2 separate regions of the Mus musculus genome follow, and region 2 is linked to region 1. The links are chromatin contacts, found by POLR2A ChIA-PET in ENCODE. All regions are on one chromosome and are shown on one strand. Each heading gives the region's core, a stretch centred on a gene start or an enhancer-like site at or near the end of the contact. The rest is flanking DNA. Distances are from core to core; before and after follow the strand shown.

Evidence for each region. ChIA-PET counts read pairs that join two places held with the same protein, here RNA polymerase II (POLR2A).
Region 2: POLR2A ChIA-PET joins it to region 1 with 10 read pairs in Patski. The contact joins the promoter of Gsta1 here to the promoter of C920006O11Rik in region 1. POLR2A ChIA-PET finds 5 or more read pairs at or near these places in 2 of 5 experiments (Patski and embryonic stem cell).

The regions. Positions count from the first base shown.
Region 1 is chr9:78,174,241-78,177,358 of GRCm38, forward strand. C920006O11Rik (RIKEN cDNA C920006O11 gene) reads left to right here and starts at 1,674. Exons shown (of 4, transcript NR_040401.1): 1 at 1,674-1,795; 2 at 2,331-2,502; 3 at 2,759-2,853. Rn7sk (RNA, 7SK, nuclear) reads right to left here and starts at 1,393; the gene lies at 1,062-1,393.
Region 2 is chr9:78,229,278-78,232,395 of GRCm38, forward strand. Gsta1 (glutathione S-transferase, alpha 1 (Ya)) reads left to right here and starts at 1,392. Exons shown (of 7, transcript NM_008181.3): 1 at 1,392-1,453; 2 at 2,941-3,049. The coding sequence starts at 2,963.

The DNA of each region.
Region 1 (3,118 bases), core at 424-2,923:
TAGCCTTACAATGAGACATTGTCTTTTCATTTTCAGAATGTCAGTCTACAGGGTCACCAATCTGCCTGCTTTTCTAAATTATACAGAAAAGTGTGATTTCTTCTCTCTTTTCTAATCTAAGCATGCTTCCATAATGCTTGGGCTTCCCCAGCATTTTGGGTCTTCTTACTCTTTCTCTAAAGTTCCCTCTCCCACCATGAAGCCACTTATCCGTGCTAGACTAAATGGGATGACTTTGCTCATTACCTTCTCCATTTTCCTCCTTCAGCAGCTTAAAGTTACAGCCTACCTGTCCTGGGTGTTTGCCTTTTCGAGTGTAATAGCATTTGTCCTAATAACATTTTTTTAAATAAATAAATTTAAGCAGGGACTGGTAAATAGGCTCATGCTCTTATTTCCAGAGTTTGGGAGGCAGGCAGATCTCTAAATTCAATGCTACCCTGGTCTACAGAGAAAGTCCCTGAACAGCTAGGGCCACACAGAGGAAACCTGAAACAAACAAACAAGTAACTAAATAAATGTTTAAAACAAGAGAGAGAGAGAGAGAGAGAGAGAGGAAGGAAGAAGGAAGGAAGGAAGGAAGGAAGGAAGGAAGGAAGGAAGGAAGAAAGAGAGAGGTGGGGTAGAACTGTTCCCAGACAGAATCTTTGTTACGACTGCTTGGAACCTTCACCTGAACTCATATTCTCTCTCTCTCTCTCACACACACACCTTTTAAACATATTTACATCTCTATTTACATCTATTAACATAACAGAATTTTTAAAGATTTAAAAAATTTTTAATTAAAAAAAAATTTTTTTCCTGTCTCTAGCTGCATAGTCGGCCATCAGTGGAAAGAGAGGCCCTTTGGTCGTGCAAACTTTATATGCCTCAGTACAGGGGAATGACAGGGCCAAGAAGTGGGAGTGGGTGGGAAAGCGTGTGGGGGACTTTTGGGATAGGATAGCATTGGAAATGTAAATGAAATAAATACCCAATTAAAAAAATAAAAATATATATTTTTTTTAAGTTAAAGAATAAAATAAAGTTTTAAACGAAAATTAAATTGCAGGAACTACAAAAGAAAGGCAGACTGCCACATGCAGCGCCTCATTTGGATGTGTCTGGAGTCTTGGAAGCTTGACTACCCTACGTTCTCCTACAATGGACCTTGAGAGCTTGTTTGGAGGTTCTAGCAGGGGAGCGCAGCTACTCGTATACCCTTGACCGAAGACCGGTCCTCCTCTATTCGGGGAAGGTCGTCCTCTTCGACCGAGCGCGCAGCTTCGGGAGGGACGCACATGGAGCGGTGAGGGAGGAAGGGGACACCCGCCTAGCCAGCCAGATCAGCCGAATCAACCCTGGCGATCAATGGGGTGACAGATGTCGCAGCCAGATCGCCCTCACATCCGAGAGTAAGCAGGCTCTTGGTAGGTATATAAGGCCATAGAATTTTGTAACTTTACACATGTGGTGACCTTATGTAGCCGACTGTACTTGATATTATAACAAATCCTGAATCCGTTTTAGGGTTAAATAATCCTTTTTATACTCGCTTCGTTCTAAGTTTAAATTAAAATACTTAAATTTAGGATGTTTTTACTGTTAACCAAAATGCTTTGGGGCTATGCAAAATACAACAGTTTGGATTGGTTAAACCTTCCGAAGCCCCGCCCCCGACGGCCATGTCTATTCTACGGCCCGGCTCTGCTCCTGGCCCAGGCGCCCGTGTCCGGTGCGGTCCCATACGAGATGGGTTCTCTGCCTTCGGTGCGTGTCGGCGCCTCTGCCAAGGCGGAGCGGACGGCGAAAGGTAGACCCAGCGCATCTCCAGCTTCACGAGACTCACGCGGCCTTCCGTGGGCCGTAATCGTCTGTCTCCCTCTGTGGCCGAAGTGACACACCGAAGCGAGTAAAAAGCTAATTCCTAGAACAGTGTGATGCACCCGGCCCTCCGTTGGCTTCCCGTGCCCTTTGTAGCTAAATTTGGAAAATCCTGAGTTTCTCAAAGTCCAAGAACTTTATAATGTGCACTGCTAGGCTAATACCTTTACAACGAATGCCCCCCAGCTTCCCTGAATCGGAATGTGAAAGTGACACACTGAAAACCAAGGCTAAGGGTTCTGTCCTTTCTTTCACGTGTTAAAATGGTGGCATCTTTTTAATGCGCGAGGGAAAACGCAACAACAATAATAAAACACTCCTCCCAAATCCTGAACATTCAGTTATGTCCAGAAAATTGGGATGAAGATAGGACTTTGCTTTACCGCTCTGTACTGCGTTCGGGTTTTTTGTTTGTTCGGTTTGTTGTTTGGTTTTTGGTTTAGTTTGGTTCGTTTGTTTTCCAGAAAGGCCGAAAGCCATCGTGACGTCGAGGCACAAGCTCCACTGTCCTAACAGTAGAGGTCGCATGGAGTTCGTGAGACGGGCATTAGCTGCCGCTGGAGCTGTACCCAGCCCACCGTATTTTCACAAATTAGCCAGACAATACGCCTTCTCTTCGCATCACTACTGGTCCGGGTCAGCCATAAGATCCTTCCTGTTAGGGACTTTTCTTTGAACTAAGATGTAATTAACGGGATTCATTACCCCTTTTAAGTTACCCTTGGTTTCTACGAGGGATAACAGGTAATAAGGACAAAGGGAAGTAATGTAAATTTTGTCAGTTTTATTGATTATACACCCTCTAGGTGAATTTTCTGTACCTGCGTTGCACGGTTGGAAGCCTTGTTTCCTGGCCTGCGAGTGCAAGTTTTGCTTTTGTTCTATTCTTCAGCTTCCTGTGGAGATTTTCAGATACAAGCAAACAAAACATTGCATAACTCTGTGTGCAGCCCTTACCCGGATGTGTGCAGCTTTAGGGTGTGCTTGGTATGTCTCCTGCCTCCTCTTGGTTTGTGGGAGTCTTTCCTCCTAACATAGTTTCATATGGGAGTGCCACGATTTGGTATTTATTTCCAACGGGTAAAGGTTATCACACCCACCAAAAAATCTGCAAGGCTTTATCCTCAAAGCAGTCTGTCTCATGCGGAGTTTTTACTAATGTGTCTCGGTGCTGCTCTAAACAAGGTCTGTAGACTTTACACTATGAATAACTTGAGATTTATAAAAATGTTGTAAAGTTGAACCTCAGAGC
Region 2 (3,118 bases), core at 142-2,641, 55 kb after region 1:
AGGGCCTCCACATGACCACAGGCAAATGGCACAGAACAGGCAGGCAGCTGAGTGCTTCCTTTCCAGGGAGGGACAATGCACTCAGCTCTAAGGCAAAGGCAGTCCTCAGCAGTACTCCTGAATCAGCCCTTGCTGTGCACTGTAGATCTCCCAGTTGTCTCTGCTGGGTCTTGGCATTGCTCTCCTGGGACATCTCCTTTCACCACGGGTTTCCTTCCCTCCTCTGCCATAGGCTCTCAGGCGGTGACAGGAACTTTCATGAGCAGTGTTCAAACACAACTCATCCCTGTGGCTGAGGCCCTGTGCTGGTGCCATGTGTGTACCATGAAATGCAAAATGGCTAGGTTGTCATCTGTTTTTAGCAAAGTGAAGGGCCCTTGAAGAACGAAATTCTATAGCTGAAGAGAAATTAGCAGTGGACATCAAGATAAAAAGAGGCCAGCCCTCCTCTCTGGTAGGGTATACAGCCTTAGGCATGTGACAGGCATCCCGGAGGCCAGCCAGATCATCAGGTAATGATTAATAACCAAGACCCATGAACCAAGGATTAACTAAAATCATGAATCAGCTTGTGGGTGTGTGAGTGAAGTCAGCGAGAATGACCTTGTTGTGGATAAGAGCCATGTCTGAACTTGGCAGGAAGGATCAGTAATTCTCATTAGCTTGGAAATGACATTGCTAATGGTGACAAAGCAACTTTCCCACAGGAGTAACTGCAGGGACTCACAGGCTGCACTGAGACCTAGAGCAGGCTGGACAGAATGTGTCTGGTCATCCAGATAAAGTTAAGTGTGAGCTGTGTCCCTCCTTTCTGCCCTCTGGCTCTTGAGTTTTTTAATCAAAGCAGGACAAAGATTAAGATAGATATCATGCTATGGCAGGATTTTAATATTAACATGCTTCACCAGAGAAAACAAGGAGGGAGCAGTGTGACCTGTTGTGTTTAACTTAGCCTTGAATTTGAGACAATGCATTAATTCTGCAATTTAGGGCTACTTAACAAGCCATCCCTGAAATCCAATAGTTCAATGTCACATTGTTACATAGCAGAGGGTTCTCAGGGTTGACTCTGTGGTATTATTTCTGCTCCTAGTGCAGTTTTCCCTCCTTCCTTTCTTCCCTTCTTAGCCAAGATGTCTCTTTCAGGTTACTCACAGGATCATGGAGAGGAGAGGTGACTTAGAGGCCCATAAGCATGACACCAAGAACTTCATGAATGGAGCCAGATCTTCAGGGAAAGGTGGTGGCTTGTCAGCCCCTCCCGATGATTTGGCACCTTTCTAGTCTATCATGAAACTCTGGAATCTTGGACTCTGTGTGTGTCTGTGGGAGGGGCTGTTCCCTATTTGTCCCCACACCCTGGGTAAGAATTGTCACCTTACTAAAGGAGCGTGCACACTCCTCTGGAGCTGGACTGTGAGCTGAGTGGAGAAGAAGCCAGGACTCTCACTAGGTCAGTGTTCTCTCTTATAACCTGTGGAACCTCTTCCCAGGTCTGCAGCACTGCAAACTAGTTTTTCAGCGTTTTATTTAGTTAGCATGCACTGATTGCATAAGATAATTAGATTTATTATGTAATCCTCACCCATGTATATAATAGGCTCTGCTCATATTCAATGTCCATTACGATTGATTTACCTGCATTTGGTTCTGGTTCATATGCATTTCTTTGAGACTGAACATCCAGTACCCACCTATTGCTCCCCCTCTATTCCTTCTTTCGGTTCTCCCTCCCTCCTCATCCCTTTTCCCTCCATCTTTCCCTCCTCCAGTCTCCCGTCCTCCTTTTCTATCCTTTCTTCTTTCCTTCTGTTCCTTCCTCCTCTCCTTCTCCTCTTTTTTCCCCTTCTACTTCTGTCTGTCCCCTCCTTCCTGCCCCTCCTTCAGTGTCACTGAGCCAAAGGGTGGGGTTTAACAGATTTGCAGGGGAATCTAAGGGCATGGGGTTTAGGATAGTGAGGTCTGGGCCTGGCCTGTCCTCTCAGGCAAAATGAAGATCAACAATGTTCTTCTGCATCCCCAAACCCACAGAGAACTTGCAGATTCCTCTCACTTAAGAAGTGAAATTCATGCTGGGCAGTGGTGGCTCACACTTGTAATCCCAGCACTTGGGAGGCAGAGGCAGGCGAATTTGAGAGTTCAAGGCCAGCCTGGTCTACAGAGTGAGTTCCAGGACAGCCAGGGCTAACCCTGTCTCAAAACAAACAAACAAACAAACAAACAGACAGACAGACAGACAGACAGACAAAGCGAAATTCACCACAGACCCTCCCGGGTCCCTCTCCCAAATCAAATTCCCAGCTCGGTTTTCTAGATCATTTGTGTCTGATATGCGGATTCCCATTGCTTTGATAATTCTGTTGAAAGAACGGGGTACTTAGATTTGTTACGTTATTGCTAGTTTATTATTTAAAAACTCAATACAACCTGTTTGTTTAAATGGTGAGCCTGAGAAAGCAAGAGGGAAAAGAGTGTGAATCTTGAACTATGGAGCCTTGGGATATCTGAGGACTGTGGCCTGAACTTGCCACCGTGTACCGTATTTTCTACATGACCATAGAGGTGCATACAAGGGTAGGAAACAGAACTGCAGAGAGAAGTGTGCAATGGCAGAGGCAGGGTGACATAAGGCCAATGGAAACTTTTGAACAGAGTAGACCAGGAATCAAAGAACCAGGGAGGATCTGTGCCTCATTCCCCTCCAGGATGGCTCTTCACCCCCAGGCTCAGCAGGCTCCCAGGTTTTTAGTAACTATAGGCTCTAGGCAACTCTGCTTCTGTCCTCAAGGGCAGCTGAATCTGGTTTGGTGCAACTGCAGGTGGGTGGCCACCCCCTGCAAGCCAGCCATGGAGGAGGCAGACTGCCCTCTCCAGTGTGTGTTACTAAACACATCCACCCCACAGGCTCCTGGGCTGACCTCTCTGCCTTTTCACCCCTAGACCGTGAACCACAGTTGCTGCAATGGCCGGGAAGCCCGTGCTTCACTACTTCAATGCCCGGGGCAGAATGGAGTGCATCAGGTGGCTCCTGGCTGCAGCAGGGGTGGAGGTAGGTTGTGCAGGGTTCCGCAGCTGGACCTCAGAGCCAGTTTAAAATACTTCTCTAAGCTGAGAGAGT